Linked DNA regions of Homo sapiens: region 2 is linked to region 1. A link is a loop called in an ENCODE intact Hi-C map of the cell type or tissue named here. Cell type or tissue: PC-3. All regions are shown on one strand. Links, peaks and the distances in the headings refer to the core of each region. The heading gives the core; the rest is flanking DNA.

Evidence for each region. Hi-C counts contacts between places; a loop is a spot of excess contacts. Peaks named below come from ENCODE experiments on the same cell type or tissue, not always from the same donor. Only the 100,000 strongest peaks of a DNase experiment are listed, where the experiment ranks them.
Region 2: a loop joins it to region 1, with 6 times the contacts of the local background. A loop is called at or near these places in 6 of 110 quality-filtered maps.

The regions. Positions count from the first base shown.
Region 1 is chr20:11,263,154-11,271,105 of GRCh38, reverse strand. It overlaps LOC124904960 (a long non-coding RNA gene), which reads right to left and starts at 5,063. Exons shown (of 2, transcript XR_007067724.1): 1 at 4,974-5,063. It overlaps LOC339593 (a long non-coding RNA gene), which reads left to right. Exons shown (of 2, transcript NR_038972.1): 2 at 2,224-4,447. RefSeq lists a silencer at 151-445 and an enhancer at 3,161-4,360. In PC-3, for the core only: no CTCF peak of the experiment used is centred there; DNase peaks (open chromatin) are centred at 3,595 and 4,375; H3K4me3 peaks cover 741 bases; H3K27ac peaks cover 2,615 bases.
Region 2 is chr20:10,919,616-10,927,567 of GRCh38, reverse strand. No RefSeq gene overlaps it. Among named protein-coding and RNA genes, the nearest start is that of LINC02871, 100 kb to the left of the region's middle. In PC-3, for the core only: no CTCF peak of the experiment used is centred there; DNase peaks (open chromatin) are centred at 2,787 and 4,417; H3K4me3 peaks cover 1,053 bases; H3K27ac peaks cover 2,692 bases.

The DNA.
Region 1 (7,952 bases), core at 1,508-5,507:
ACTTTTTACAAAGGTGCAGGTGTGGTTTAAGAAAAGCAAGAGGGGATTGTGTAGTATCCCAGGGCTCTCGACATCCCAGAGTGGTTAGCGTGCCAGGGCAGAAGGGGCAACATCAGAGAGCAGTTACTGGAAACCAGATATGGAGTTGCAGGGGGAAGGACACCCTGACACAAGCTGTGGGCTTCCTCAGGGTGCAGCTAAAGCAGGGTAAGAGGAGAGGTGGGGCGGGGGAGAGCAATACTCTGAGAACCCATCCCAGGACCTCACTCTCCTCCCACTCTCCGAATCTCCTGCTGGTGCCACTCATCACCTGAACTACGTAGCAGCCCCGCCCACATCCCCTTGTCATTCACATAAATAGGGAAGGCTTTTTACTCTGAGGCATTTGGCCTGAGGGTTTTTTGTTTTTTGTTTTTTGTTTTTCTAGCAGACAAGCATGTTTGGCCCATGTGCACAGCAAATGCATCAGAAAGCTGATGTACCTGAAACCCATAACTCATACACGTTAGTGAAGAAATGAAGAAATAGCAGCTTCCTCACCCTGCACCATCTCCCTGAGTTCCAGCAGGATCCTCAACAGTTGCCCACAATGAGAACTTGCTTGATTACACACTCATTATTGGATTTAGTCCCTTCCCTGTCTCACTTTGCTGCTTCTCTGTTGGTGCCTCCTGGGATTATCCCCGAAGTAAATCATACACACTACAGTCCTTATCACAGGGCCTGCTTCTGGGAGAACCTACTGAAGACAAAACCCGCCGGCATAGTCCATGTGGGTCAGCCTCCCATGGCAGAGAACAAGTGAAGAGAGGGTGCCTGGTCTGCTTCACACACTTCAGCTAGTAGTGTAAGCCTGGCAATAACAATTGTACAGTCGTTTCTTGATTGTGTTCCTCTTTCACAACACTGCACAGTCAGCCACCCCATTCCCTGAGGTTGACTTCTTGTGTTTAACTTTTTGACTTACTGGTATCTACTGGGCCTTGGCACAGCATTATATATATGTGTAGCATTATATATATGTGTGTGTGGCTTCTGTAAGGAATAGATAGGAACCCATTCTAGGTAAGATGTGGGGTGAGTGGGGGGTAGGAAATGGTAGAGTTGTAAAAAAGTAAAATATTAATAAAAGTTGGATGGCGTGTCTAATAGAAAACAAAACCTTAGAACTTGAATGAACACATGTACATTTCAAACCATCAGTTAACAATTGAGAGAGGGCTGGGAGGGTGAGGTCAAGAGAAAAAGGAAGCCTACTAAGCCTCCCTTAAATTAAAATATATAGGCAGTAAATCCTCCCACCAATACAAGAGGCCAGATCTGCTGTAAAAACTAGAACCAGGTATCCACATGAAGTGAAATCAAACCTGATTTATTGTAGCACATCTGAACACTTCAGGTCCCAGTAAAATCTCAGCATATTGTATTAGAGTTAAAACGGATTAGTAAAGGATGAGAAGGGCTTCAATAAATTATTTATTAGAACACTAGTAACTTGAGGGCCTATAATGGGGACTGGCATGTAGTTGGTACTTAGTAAATATTTAATGTATGGATTGATAGATAGATGATTGGTTGAATAGACAGGTTAGGATAGCAGTATAAAACCAAAAGGAACTTAACCGTACTCATCCATAATCTTCTTTGTCCAAAACAATCTTAACACTTTTCTCATAGTGTGTGTGTGTGTAAGATATATATATATGCACATACATAGACACACACGTATATTACATAATATTAATATAAAGTTGTTCCATTGGCCAGAGCAAGCCACATGGATAAGCCCAGTGTTAATGTAGGAGGGTGCAACAGAGTATTTTACAAGGAAGCATTCATCGATTAAAGCCATGATTACACCAAGAGAGGAGTCCCTCCTTTCTCCTGTGCAGTGAAGACTTCTGAGGCCTGAACCTACCACCTCAGGGTTCTTCACCTCCTGAAAGGCAGGATGAGTTTCATCCTGAAGGAGGTCTGGATGGAGTGTCCAAATGATAAGTGAATTTCTGGAAAACTAACCCATACCTCCTGAAATAGAATTTCCAAGAAAGAGCCTCAAAATCTCTATTTTAATTAAGCATAGACAGGTGAGGGAGCAGGTACGTATGCTTCTACAGGTTTCCATTTCAATACGGGAATTAGGCCCAGTGATTTTGAGGCTGATTACAAGTGTCCCTTATCTGTGTGATCACTTAGTGTTGTTAACTGGCATGTCTTTTACAGGAACATCAAAGACCCTGAGAAGCCAAAAGTTATGAAATGCATCAGCAGTGGGTTGAAGACAAGACCTCTCCTTTTCCTGCTGACATTTCTTCCATGAGCAGTACCCAGACAGCCGACAGAAAGAGCCCAGGAGGTAACTGGGGACATGAGATGAAAACTCAAGATGCAAGGGTATCCCATCTTTTGGCTTCCTTGGGCCACATTGGAAGAAGAAGAATTATCTTGGGCCATGCAGGAAATACACTAACAATAACTGATGAGCTAAAAAAAATCACCAAAAAATCTGATAATGTTTTAAGAAAGTTTACAAATTTGTGTTAGGCCACATTCAAAGCAATCCTGGGCTGCCTGTGGCCTATGGGCCACGGGCTGGACACGCTTGCAAGGGAGAGGACAGATAAAGATACGTATGAGAGCATCCTCCTTAGAGAAAGGTCAGTGTTGAAGTCATAGGGTAAGGGAACTCTTTCAAAAGAAAGTAAAAAAAAAAAAAAAAGATAGCGAAGTAAATCATGTGAAGTCTCTACAGAGTAAGGGCCAAAGGGAGGACACAGTAGCTTAAAATCACAATATTGTTTTTGTTCCTATTTTTGTTTTTCTCATAAAGCTACAGGTCAGCTGGACAGCTCGCTCTTGGGTCCTCACAAAGCTACTGGTCAGCTGGGCAGCTCAGCTGGGTCCTCATCAATGAACCAGGGTTGGCTGATTTTAGCTGGGCTCACTCAATTTTCTAGAGTCCACTGGTCTGTCTGCTGCAGTGTGGCTGATCTAGGACAGCCCTGGCCTTGGTGACCTGGCTCTGCTGCACGATGCAGCCATCCTCTAGCAGGCTAGCCTATCACAGCAAAACAGAAGCACAAAAGAGAGATCAGGAAAACGCATAGCTTCTTAAGGCCTAGGCCCTAAACTGGTGCATCACTTACTTCTTGGCAACATTCTGGTGGCCAAAGGAAGTCACATGTCCAACCCCAGACTCTAAAGGAGGGAAAAGAGACCCGATGCCTTAATGGGAGTAAAGTCACATTGCAAAAGGCAAGGATCCCAAAAATGTTTCAAAAAAAATTGGAGGCCATCTTTGCAATCAAAGTTAGATTATTCTCAATGGTAAAAGTTGGAACCACAATATTATTGTTACCTTCAAAGAGTACACCTAGCTGAATCCCCCAGTCAATGCAGGAATTCCCCCAAATTAAACACACACACACACACACACACATACACATAAACCCTCAAAGATTCCCACAACTTGACCATTTGACCTAGCTTTTCTCACTGGGTAAAAAAAGCAAGAGGGAAAAAAAAACCACTGCAGCTCTCTCCCACCCCTGCTGTTCAGCCTTCAGTTTATCTGGCCTCTGCTATGAGTCACAGCTGACTGAAGGGTGGGGGTGGGTTGTGAGTCATGGCCTAAAACAAAGATAGAATTTGATGGGGGTGGACGAGCAGGCGAGAGAGAAGACACGGCAAGTTCAGGCATTCTCTCAGTGTTTAGGGTGATGTCTTCTTTCCTGCAGCTGGGGAAGTTGGGCAGAGTGCCCCCGAAGGAGGAGATTCCACACAGGCCCTGTGTATCTGAGAGTTGAGTTGCTGATTTCAGAGGTGTTTGTATCATTGCTCTAAATGTGTTTCTGCTCCCCTCCCACCCAAGATGCTGGTTCAACGGACCATTTCATCCTACCATTATACAGAACCCACAGGAGCTAGTTACCTGGTCAGTTTGAGAAGTTAATATTTAAAAAGACTAATGGTTGCATATGGCTTCCACAGGAAAGAAATAATAAGCTAATGTTATCTATTGACTCAATCCCACATATATTTACATTTGACAACTTAAAAAAAAAACCTTCGGCTCAATGATAGTTTAGCTCAAGTCACTATGTTAGGATATATATTTCTTTCATCTATGACTATTTTTGTCTGCACAGTAACCTGCCTCAAGCACACAAATATTTGTGTGTCTGGCCTCAAGCAATTAACGTGTCTCCTAACATGAGATAAAGATTAAATGAAAATTCTGTCACCCTGAAATAAACCTGGAAGCAGAATTCCTGAATGTTTGCCAAATAAGGTGACTATCAGACTTAAGATGCTGAACTTTGAAATGACTGTCATAGAAACAAAGGCAAGGCATGGTTGGCGCCCATTCAACCTGGTCAATAACATCCTTAATTACAGGACATGGCATCATTTTGATTCACAGTGGAATAAAAGGCATCTATTTGTATATTTGGAAGTCTGAATGAGGATTTCCTGATGAAGTCATTTCTGTCTTACAACAGCTTCGCTTGTACCAGTAGAGTTAAAACTGGGTCACCATTTTTATGCGAGCGTATGGATACACATACATCCACACTCGAACCCCAAACACACACACACACACACACACACACTTCATTTCAGAGTCTAATTAAAACTCTATTATACATAATTTTCTTCCAGATCAATGGTGGTGTTGGATCAAAATTGTAGCTCACAAGGAAAATCCTGTAAAGGAACCATATTTTTCTGTGTTGCCTGCCAAAATGAGAACATCATTTGTTAAATAATGTGGGACACAGGTGCCCCGGATGTACTATTTAATGGAGAAAGAAAAAGAGAGAAACAATGGCTGCCAGTATCCGGGAAAAATGCGACTAGCTTCTTAAGCTTCTTCACCCAGAAATTGTTACAAATAGAAGGGAATCTGACTTTGAGCTATGAGTTGTTGCTTCCCCATGACTGAATTCCCCAAGAACTGAGTTATTACTGACCTGTGATTTGCTCATCATAAGGTCTCACTGTTAATTACTGCTCTCTGCTCCGCAGAAACTTTGAATTCCACCAAAGGGTGTGCCGAAGGCTTAGATGTTGAGAAGCGTGAATTCATCCTGCACAACAAATATCATAGAGATGGGACTGGAGCGGGGGACAAGAAGGGGGAGAATGAACAAGATGCATGTTGCAAAACCCCAAGGGGTGCTATTTGTATGGTAGCCTGAGTGAACAGCAATTTCCCTGAGGGGTGGTTGCAGCAGATACTGTGGGTACCATCTCTACATCTCTTACTCCTTACTCGTTCCTGCCTTACTCCTTCAGGGCAGAGCAGCCCAACTTACTCTTTGCCTAAGGACAGTCTCTGGTATCTAAGTCTAGGTTAGCCACTCATGGCAGGCCAGATGAATGATTGCTAGGAGTCTTGCATATACACCCGGTTTCCTTGCCACTTGGATAGGATAAAGGTGCTTCACCCCATTTTCCAGCAGTCTCCAGCAAGTCTAGGTTCCACTTGCTCACAGCAGTAGCTGATTTTGTGAAACATCCTTTCTGGGCTGCCTTCCTTTCTCTCTCTCCCTTTCCCTCTCCCATCTCTGATTTTCTTCTACTTCCCCCAATATATTAATATTATCTCAGGGATGGCTTTTGGGAACCCCAATCAAAGAAAGGAGCAAACTCAATTAAGACCCTCTGTTTTAGGTAACTTTGGGAACCTGGTGGAGCATCCTGACATTACATCCTGAACCAGAGTATGTCTCAAGATATTTTTGGATCCTGCTTTTGTGGAGACAGAATCCACAACACAGCAGAGAGTTCCTCACTCCAAGAGGTACATTCTTCTTACTGTCTGGTTCACTCCCTAGACACATGCCAGCTTGACCATCATACAGAGCAGCCCCCAGGATGAAGGCAAACTTCTATCTGGAGTCTGATCTTTCCAAGATAGGGCTGAATCAACTTAGCTCTTTTTTCTTGTGGCTCATTGCTGCTTTCCAGATTGAGAATAGCCTCAGATTTCTTTCTGGCTTCCATATACCATGCATCCTATTGCTTTGCTTATACTCTTACCCCCCAATGTCAAAATAGTCCTGAAGTGTATACCAGATCATGTCACACATATGCAGAACTGATCATGTCAGTTCAACCTTGGCTCCAAGAATAAAGCTGTAAGTCCTATAACCACAAGGCCTTAGGGTGACTTGATTCCTGAAGGCTACTCCAATATCATTTCTTCTCATTTTCCTCATCACACCTTGCCTTTCTTTGAACGTGGTGACATATTCCTGCTGCAGAATTTTGCATTGGCTGTTTCCTCTATCTGGTGCACTCTTTTTATTGAAGGTGCACTCTTACCTAACCTAACTCATGCTTTTGTGCAAATGTCACCATCTCAGACAGGCCTTTGCTAACCATCCCAGCACCCCTTTAATTTATTATTGCTTACTTTAATTGTTTCTCTTTATAGCTGTCAGCACCAACTGACATTATATGTACTCGTTTGGCTGGTTTTTGTTAGTCTTTCCATGACAATGTAAGCGCCACTGGCTCATCACTAACATCATGTGCCTGGCACACAGAAAGTACTCAATTAATATTTATATGGTTGCTGAATTAATATATGGTGTTACCTTTAAAGAGAAGCGAAGTAATCTGTAAATGCTTTTACTAAAATAATCATTTACCTGCAGACTAGGTATTTTAAAATATAGTCTATTTCCTGTTATAGATTGATTTATTTTTAAAGTATTGTCTCCTTACTCTTTAAAGATACATTTTCCCTGTTTTCCAAATTAGTTATTTTTTCTTTTTGATTATTCATTCCCAAGTTAGGAGAATGTCTAAAACTTGAGATGTACTGACTGACAAATTAACTAACAAAGAACAGAAATATATACCTCAAATTGCACTGCTATCATCTATGATCATTTATTTATTCAGCAGATATTAATTGAGCGTTTACTATATCTCAGACACCGCTGTACATATTCAGAGAATACAACAGCCAAAGATTTCTCACCTCAAAGAACTTATACAGAAAAGACACGCAATAAAATGTAAACATGATAAATGAATTATTTTATTTTATTTTATTTTATTTTTGAGACAGAGTTTTGCACTTGTTGCCCAGGCTGGAGTGCAATGGCGTGATCTCGGCTCACCGCAACCTCTGCCTCCCGGGTTCAAGCGATTCTCCTGCCTCAGCCTCCCAAGTAGCTGGGATCATAGGCATGCGCCACTATGCCCAGTTAATTTTTTGTATTTTTAGTAGAGATGGGGTTTCACCATGTTGGCCAGGTTGGTCTGAAACACCCGACCTCAGGTCATCAGCCCACCTCGGCCTCCCAAAGTGCTGGGATTACAGGCGGGAGCCACTGCACCTGACTGATAAATGAATTATTTAATGTGTTTGAAGGATACACTAGGGTGGTCAGGGGAGGCTTCACTAAGTTGACTTCTGGGCAGAGCTTGAATTAGTGAGTGTGAATGTGAAGCCATGTGCATACATGTGGGAGGAGCACTCTAGACAAAGAGCAAGGCCAAGGCAGAGGTTCTGAGGTGGGAGCATGCCAAGCTTGTTATAGAGGGCAAGCTGCAGGCTGCTGAGCAAGGAGGAAGAGGGGTAGGAGATGAAACCAAAGAAGAATCAGGAAAGCAGGCCATGTAGGCCCCTGGAAGCATTAAAAGGACCTTGATTTTCACATATGCCAATAATTGTTAAAAGGCAATAATAATAGCTGTTGCCACCACATTCGACTACATAGTATTCCCTGCTTGTTCCATATAAAGTTACTCCATGTAAATACAGACCCTGTGATCACTCTTGTTGATAATGATTTTATTGTATTATTGTTTCTCTATAAGGTGACTGCTGTTACATTTTTCTTAATTACACAGCAGTGAAACACTTCATTGATAATAAATACAAAGGAGAAAAAATAATTTATAAAATAAAAATAGAGGTTTAATAAATTGGC
Region 2 (7,952 bases), core at 2,208-6,207, 340 kb after region 1:
AGGCCGCCGGAGTATCTACTCACCAGATCTCATCCCTCACTGGTTGAGCATCACCTCCTAGGGTATTGATTCCACAGGTCTTCTGAGTGGCACTTAAAAGCCAAATGAGCTCAAGTTGCCATGGCTTGGCAGAAAGCCCTGGGACAGAAAAGAGAAAGCCACTCAGCATACCCTTGAAATGAGAAGCTGACAGCTGGAGTTGAGCCTTTAGTTCATGGAACTGTCCCCCTCATGTGGGCTGAAATCAGAGGTGAGCTGGGAGTCTGAGATGCCAATACCAGAGTCATTTGCCCTGTGTCTTTTCACATCAACTTCGACAGCAAGTTTCTCAGGACAAAGCTGGTTTCCACAACTCATGCCAGTCAACAAACCCAGCACAGTGCCAGACATTTGGAAATAGCTGAGATAAATATTTCTTGACAGGAACAAGTTTAGAATAAATCGATCACTTGGCATGTATCCCCAATGCCTCTTTTCTCTTTTTTCATCTTTCTTATTCCGAATTTCACTTGCCATGCTTCTTCTTCTTCTTCTTCTTCTTCTTCTTTTTTTTTTGTATGACAACGAAAAAGCAGAGTTTAGTATGGAAAGAGCATTGGAATGTAAAATGTACAAGCCTGGGTTTGAGTCTTAGATCGACCTTAAACTGACATTGGGCAGATGAAAAACCTCTCTGAGATCTGATTTCCAAATCTATAAGACATTTTCCTCATGAGACTGATGTAAAAATGAGCATATACCTGTGTGAAGCACTTAGAAGCCATGGAAGTGAATGCATACGTAAGGGACATTCCTCCCCCTCATCCCCATGGACAGCTGCTTTCTAAGTATCTACTCTTCCAGTCAAAAAGTCATGAGCATTCCTACCTGCTGGGGAGTCACAAAGCACAGGGAAGTAATATAGTCTGGTAAGGGTCCTCTGCTTGCAGATAAACCCTGAGCCATTTCACAACTTCTGGTCAAAATTCTTCCTCCCAGAAAAGTAGATCTCATCAGTACCCTTTAGTAAGAAAACACTGTTATGCAAAGAAGCCCAAATCAGCCACTTCATTCTTGGAATCTTCACTTATTTCCCAAAATAAGCTTTCTTTTATATTATGTCATTGGTATCAGTTACCTACTACCAAAAATAATTCTTGTATAACAAATCATCCCCAAATTTAGTAGCTTAAAACAATGATCACCATGAAAAAAGGAAATGGATTGATAGATGAAAGGAAGGATGGTGGTGGATGGATGGATATGTGATTTAAAAAAATAAACAGTAAAATATTAGGTATATGGTTGTTCACTCTACAATTCTTTTAATTTTTCTGTATGTTTGAAATTTCTCATTAAGAAATGTTGAAAGAAAAACCAAGAATTTATTTAGTTCACAAATATATGAGTTCCTCTGCTCTTGGATGGGCTAAACTGATCTTCACGGGACTTGCTCACATATCTGCCCCATTGCAGGATAGACCTACTGGGGCCTGAGTAGTCTATGATGGACTTAACTGGGATGGCTATTCTCCATGATTCATCTTCCTGCAGGAAGTTTACATGATGGTCACAGGAGTCCCGGAGAACAAGTGGAAGTGTTCAAGGCTTCTTGTATCCTTGGCTTAGACATGTCACACTATCACTTTCACTAGACTTTTGGCCAAAGCAACTCATAAGGCCAGCTCAGATTCAAGAGATGGGAGAACAAACAGGAAGGGTGAATAATTCGGGCCATTTTTGCAATCTTCCACATCCACTCTGCTGGTTGCTAATCATTGTTTCTACAAAGCAATGGGGCCTCTACAGTCAGACTTACTGACTTCCTACATTTTTATCACTCACCAGCAGTCATATGCTTAGGACCCTCAGAGTCTAGAAGTCCTCAGATGGTGCCTTAAGATCTATATATTGGTCAGGTAGGACTTCAGACCAGGTAAAGTTAGTAATTGCCCTCCTGAAACAATAACCAGGAAGTGAAGATACTACTATTCATATTCAGGTTTGGGGTCCCATTATCCCCAGCCATCTCTATTATTCAATCCTATGGCTTGCCCTAAACCCATATATCTCCCTCTGCCATCCCTTGAAGAACACACCATCTCCCTATTTCCCTTCATCTACTGCTGTGGGCTACCCTTTATAAACTATGATGAGGTAACTGACCCATGTTTCCCAGCACATGGGTCTTCTTTCTGCCCAGCAGAGGTTTCAGGGTCCATCAAGCCAGCCATCTGCTCTCTCTCCTGGACCTCCTTATGTTCAAGGAAATTAGGCCATCATGAGCTGTGCGGTCTTAGGTCAGAGAATAAACTGTCTTTTTGTATGGAGTCCTACACACATGTCTGGGGTGAAGCCTCCAACATCATTAGCATCATACTCATAGACAACTGGCTCTGACAGCTGACAGTGAGTTATAGCAAATACAAGACTAAAAACTGGGAAACCTAGTAAGCATGGCCCTCTTCAAAGCTGAGCCATGTGGCAGTTCTTTCAACAACTGTACAAGTCTCAGTAAAGAGAAGCAGACAGTGAGAGCTACTTCCTAATAAGGACCATTGAGTTCTTAGTAAGCAGGCTGTGGAATCAACCCTTTCTTCTTAGCCACTCACCAAACTCAAAAGACTGTGAGATTTATGAGTTTTTAATTAGCTTTCATTGCATCATTAGTACCTTCTCCACTACTGCAAAGCAGAAAGGTATAATTTTATAGTGTTTACTGATCATGTTATTTGATTGAGGATGACAGCTAGCCTGCCTAGCATTCTTAAGAGCTGAGGAAAGGATTGTGAAAGCTCAGAGTCAGGAGGGGTGGGAAGGGAGACATCAGGGAAAAGCAAACACTTTTAGCTCCATATGCATGAAATCACTGACTCCTAGCCCATTCTGTTTGGAATAAAAGATATTAGCATGGCCTGTCATAGGACTGCCTTCGTTTATTAAAATAAATAAATAAATAAAGGGGGGTGGAGAAAGAGCAGGGAAGTGAAACATTTGCAACAATGATTCATTTTATATCAAATCATAGGTCAGATGTTGCCAGAGACTCAAGTCACACCCACCATAAATACAAACCAGACACCTCTGTCCACTGGACCTCTATTTAGACTCAAAGAGCAGGCACAGTTGTCATGTCTTACTGAGCCCATACACACACCTTGCTTTCTTCACCTGTGAAATGAGGGGTTAAAACTAGGTCCTTCCTCAGATGTTTTCCATCACTAATCACTAAGATTCTGGGATCCCAAAGCCAATATCCAATACTTGTCTTCTCCATGCCAGTGCCTGTGCCAGGAACTCTTACCAGTGCCATGAGTCCCAATAACCCTGGAAGGTTGGCATCATTCTAAACCCCGTGTTATTAAAGAAGAAACTGAGACTTACGTGGGTTAGGAGCCTTGCCAGGTTCTCTATTTCTCACAGCCAGGTGCAAGATGACCAGGGTGGGCAGCCTTAGGCCCCACCCACACCTACTGAATCAGAATCTGCATTTAACAAACCCCCCAGGTGATATGTACCCATGTTAATGTCTAAGAAGCAGTGCCCTAGGTCACAAAGCCACTGAATGTCAAAGCCAGAAGGCACATTCGAATCCTCTGATGCTGCATCTTGTACTTTTTCTACCCATACCACATCCATGATATCTCCTTCCAGAAGAAACTTATCCATTTAGCTCTTCTTATCAACCCTGGTCAGGATGTCATGCAAATCTCAGGATACCCTCTGCAGTCTTTCTCTTGGTATTATTTAAATCCATCAGGCACTACCAGAATAATTCCCTGGATGGTTTGCATTCTGCTGCCACTCCTGCATAATTAAATTAAACTTTTTAAAAATAGATTTAGGGGGTACAAATGCAATTTTGTTACATGGCTATATTACATAGTGCTGAAATCTGGGCTTTCAATATAACCATCACCTAACCATGGAATACTACTTAGCCATAAACTAATCATTAATCAAAAATGATAGCATTGCCAGTGGCCTTGGAAATAATAGATAAACCAACTTTTCAATGACATCAAGAATAAGGCCTAAGGATACAACCTAAAAGAGAAGCAAAGATTTTTTTATGTCTCTTTTGCTGATGATAAAGCAGCAAAGAACCACTGTGGGTACCAGGAAGATCTTTCTTTAATGAGGCTTGTCTTTGGCTTCTCTCTTGATACTTTGGCTTAAAAGACATCAGAGGGGACCTCCACTGTTAACAGTGATGGTCTCGAGACCCCCAGGCAGACCAGCCCCCCATTAGTTGGGTTACTCTGGAGTTGTAAACACGGTGCTCTCCCAATCTGTTTTCCAAGATGAACTGTATATAAAGCATGTGTGTGGCAGGAGATGATAGCACACTTGAGGCTTTCAGCAATCGATGTTTACAGACTATAATGGAAACCACAAGTTTCTTCTTTAACTCAAGTCAGTATACATTCCTTCAAGCCGCAGGCAAATTGGAGCAGGGAAGGGGGTTGGGAAGGCTTCACAGTGAGTCATCATTTCACATTTTTTAACAGCTTAATGAACATCCAGAAATGCCGCATTAGCCAGCAAAAATACAGTCCTTTTTTTCTCCCATCAAATTCAGCAATGACCGTATTTGGACGTGGGATTCCTTGAGCATCTACATTAAGTGACTTCCCTTACAGAAGGTAAGTGACTAAATGTCTAGTCTGCCACACAGTTACAAGCAAAAGCATATGAAGAGCCCATAACTAAGTTAATAACCTGCCTTGAAGTTAATAACCTGCCCTTGTTTTGCCCCAAGTTTGGGAGCAGGGAAACATTACTTCTAGGTTCCATTAATCCCCTGAAAAACTCAGCCCAGAGTGCTTGGAAAAGAAGACAGAATTCTCAGATCTGCAGAGCAGCTCTCAGCCAAGATTCATGGTGCTAACAGACAGATGGTAAATAAAGCTGGGTTCTAAGGCTACAGCTGTGTGCCTCTGCATCTCTCAGATCTATGTGTGCGATCATTAAAATTTTTTAGATCATCTAAAATAGCAGTCTCTGTGTAACCTTGGCAACTTTGCTATTTCTGACATTCTTTTATATTTTATGTACAGAGGTCACATGCATAATGTGGGTAAAATAATGAAAAATGTGTGTGTTTGTGCATGGATATTTTAATGCTATATTATGTAGTCATTAGTCTTTTAATGGCTGTTTGAATTAAGAAGGTAGAAACTGAGTTTTTTTCCAAGTTTCGTCCTGAGGCTCGCATAAATTGTCTTTTGTCTTTTCACGCTTTTTTCTCCATTTCGCCTTAATACTATAGGCCATATGCTAGCACTCAAGCCAACTACAAGATCTGAAGGATTCTACTTGTCCCATGAATCAAAATTTGCATTTTTAGATCACCTGTGAGAATTTTGCATGAGCCTGAAAGGAAAGAGGTTTTGAATCACTCAGTCTCATAAGAATTTTGTAAGATTTTCTTGAATTTACAAAAAATAAACTGCAAGCATACTATTTCTGGAATGATAGTAGGATATGTAACCTTGAAATTTCATGGACACTTCCTCATATCCCTACAGATTGTCTTTTCAGCTACCTGCTATTTCAAAGTAGTAATTCATTAAAAGATTGAATTATAACTCCTGTAATATTTGTGACAATGGATAAAAACATTCCCGTTACATAATTTTATATGAATTAAATTGAAGTCCTGCTCAAAAGAATCTGAAATTCTTTTGATAGGTGCTGATAGAATTAGAGATTTTAAAAGTAAACACATTTTTAGTCTGCTTTTACTTCATAAATTACTCTAAATAAAGCTGATTCAACCTTTTTTAATTCACCTAACAAAAAAAAGGTTGTCTTTGTATATTTATCACTCAGTCTTGTTAGAACATGTTACTAGTTAGCATAGTTTTCTGAGGACTACTTCAAGATAATTTCATAACTTTTAGCTCAGTTTTCACATTTTTTTCATTTTTCTTGAGCAAGAAGAAAAGAATCAAGTCAGGAGTCCTATGCATTATGGGGCCCAAAAGGGAGGTTTTAAATATACACAAGTGATATACAAACATATTTGTCCTTTCATTCATTATTTATTCTTTCAGTAGATACTTACCGAGGATCTAGCACCTGAGTGCTACACCAGGTGCTGGGAGACTCTGATGTACGAAATTGACAGAGACTGGGTAGCACTCAGGTAACTTCCATTTTCATGGGGCTTTAAAGGGTGCATACAGATGATTAACAAACTAATTAACAAAACAATAAACAAATTAAGTAATAAAAATATTAAATGTCTTTATAGAAAATTAAAGATATATGGACTTTATTTGGATTCTGATTGGAAAGCCAACTGTAAAAGACATTTTTGAGACAATCAAGGAAAACTGAACACCAACTGCATATTCGATGATGCTAAAGAATTAATATTAATTGTGTTATGTGATAGTGTTTTTGTGCTGATGCTAAAAAGAACATATAAATAATGTCCACCAGCTTCATCCATATTGTTGCAAATGGCAGGATATTCTTTCTTAAGGTCTAATAATATTCCATTGCATATACATACCAAAATTTCTTTGTCCTTGAGGACTATAGTTAATAATATTGTATTATACACTGAAAACTTGCTAAAGGGGTAGATTTTATAGTAGATTTTATGTTGTTACCACAAAAAGAAAAAGGCAACCTGAGGTAATGGATTTGTTAATTCGCTTGACTGATGCTTGAGCATCCTTCCTGCTTCCTGACACCTCTCTTTCCCTCTCGAGCATCCCATGCTTTTTAGGAAACAAACTGGACTCTTGGGTTACTAGTCATGCTGATGTTCTTTCCTATCCACCCACCTTTCCAAACAGAATGAAATGAAATGAAACACTCCATGATATAGAAAGGCAGAAAGAACTGAAAACCAGCTGGCTCATTATTTCCCTCCACAAACCAGGGAAGGGCACAAATAAACAAACACAATATTGCTGATGGGAAGCCAATGTAGCCTGGGCCTGGTTTTCTCCAAGAAGTGACCTCCTCTAGCAAATTAAATGCCCGGAGCCTCCCAATCTCATCTGGTCCTGATTTTCAATCAACAGTAAACTGATATCTTTTTTTTTCACTTTCATTATAGCTTGTTTTCATCTAGTTTATATTTCCAAACGTACTGGTTTTCAAGCCTGAACTGTCATATTAAACACACACACACACACACTCAAAAAAAGTGCAGGCTAGGTGACCCAGTGGCACCAGGGACGGGGCCCAGCCCTTGGCTTGTGGGAACTCCTTGGAGGTTTTCTTTTCTCTGAGCTAATCTAATTGGGAGCCACCAAGTTGTTGGATAGGATGGAAACTGAAGGAGCCCGAACTCCCTTTCTTACCCCTGTATGGGGTGCCATGCTGAGAAGGGAGAGAAGAGGATGGAAGAATCCCTAGAGATCTCTGCACACTGTGCACTCAGGCCTATTCTAGCAAGGGCACCAAGGAACTTTGAGGGAGTGGAAGGTTGGACAGAGGGGTGGCCAGTCTTACAGCAGAGATTTGTAAACCTGCCTGATGATGGAGAAAAGGGCTGACTCTCCCAGCTAGTGAGAGTGGAGGCTCATGTTTTGTGCACAGAAGGGAACAGCCAAAACCCTTCCCTCTGACTAAGTCTCAAAATAATTAGTCAGCAAATGGAATGAACACAATCGGGAATGAGTTATGAATATTCTCAGCACCCACCCGAGGTGCTTGGACAACACACCCTTCAGCACGACAAAAGCCCTTGATGGTGACCCTCATGGACCTCCGCCAGGCCTCCAGCTGCACCATTATCAGAGGATCTGAGCTCATTCCCTTGGGCAGGTGCCTCCCTCCTCTGAGCTCTCTGCAACTGGGTCAAGGCAGTCTTTCCTCCCCACTGCAAAGGGTATGACATTAGCATGGGTTGCGGGGAGTGGTAGGCACAGGGGCCCAGGCAGCCCTCAAGTCTGGAAGAAGATGTGGTGAATTTGGATTCATCATCACACAGCCTCCATTTGCTTTAG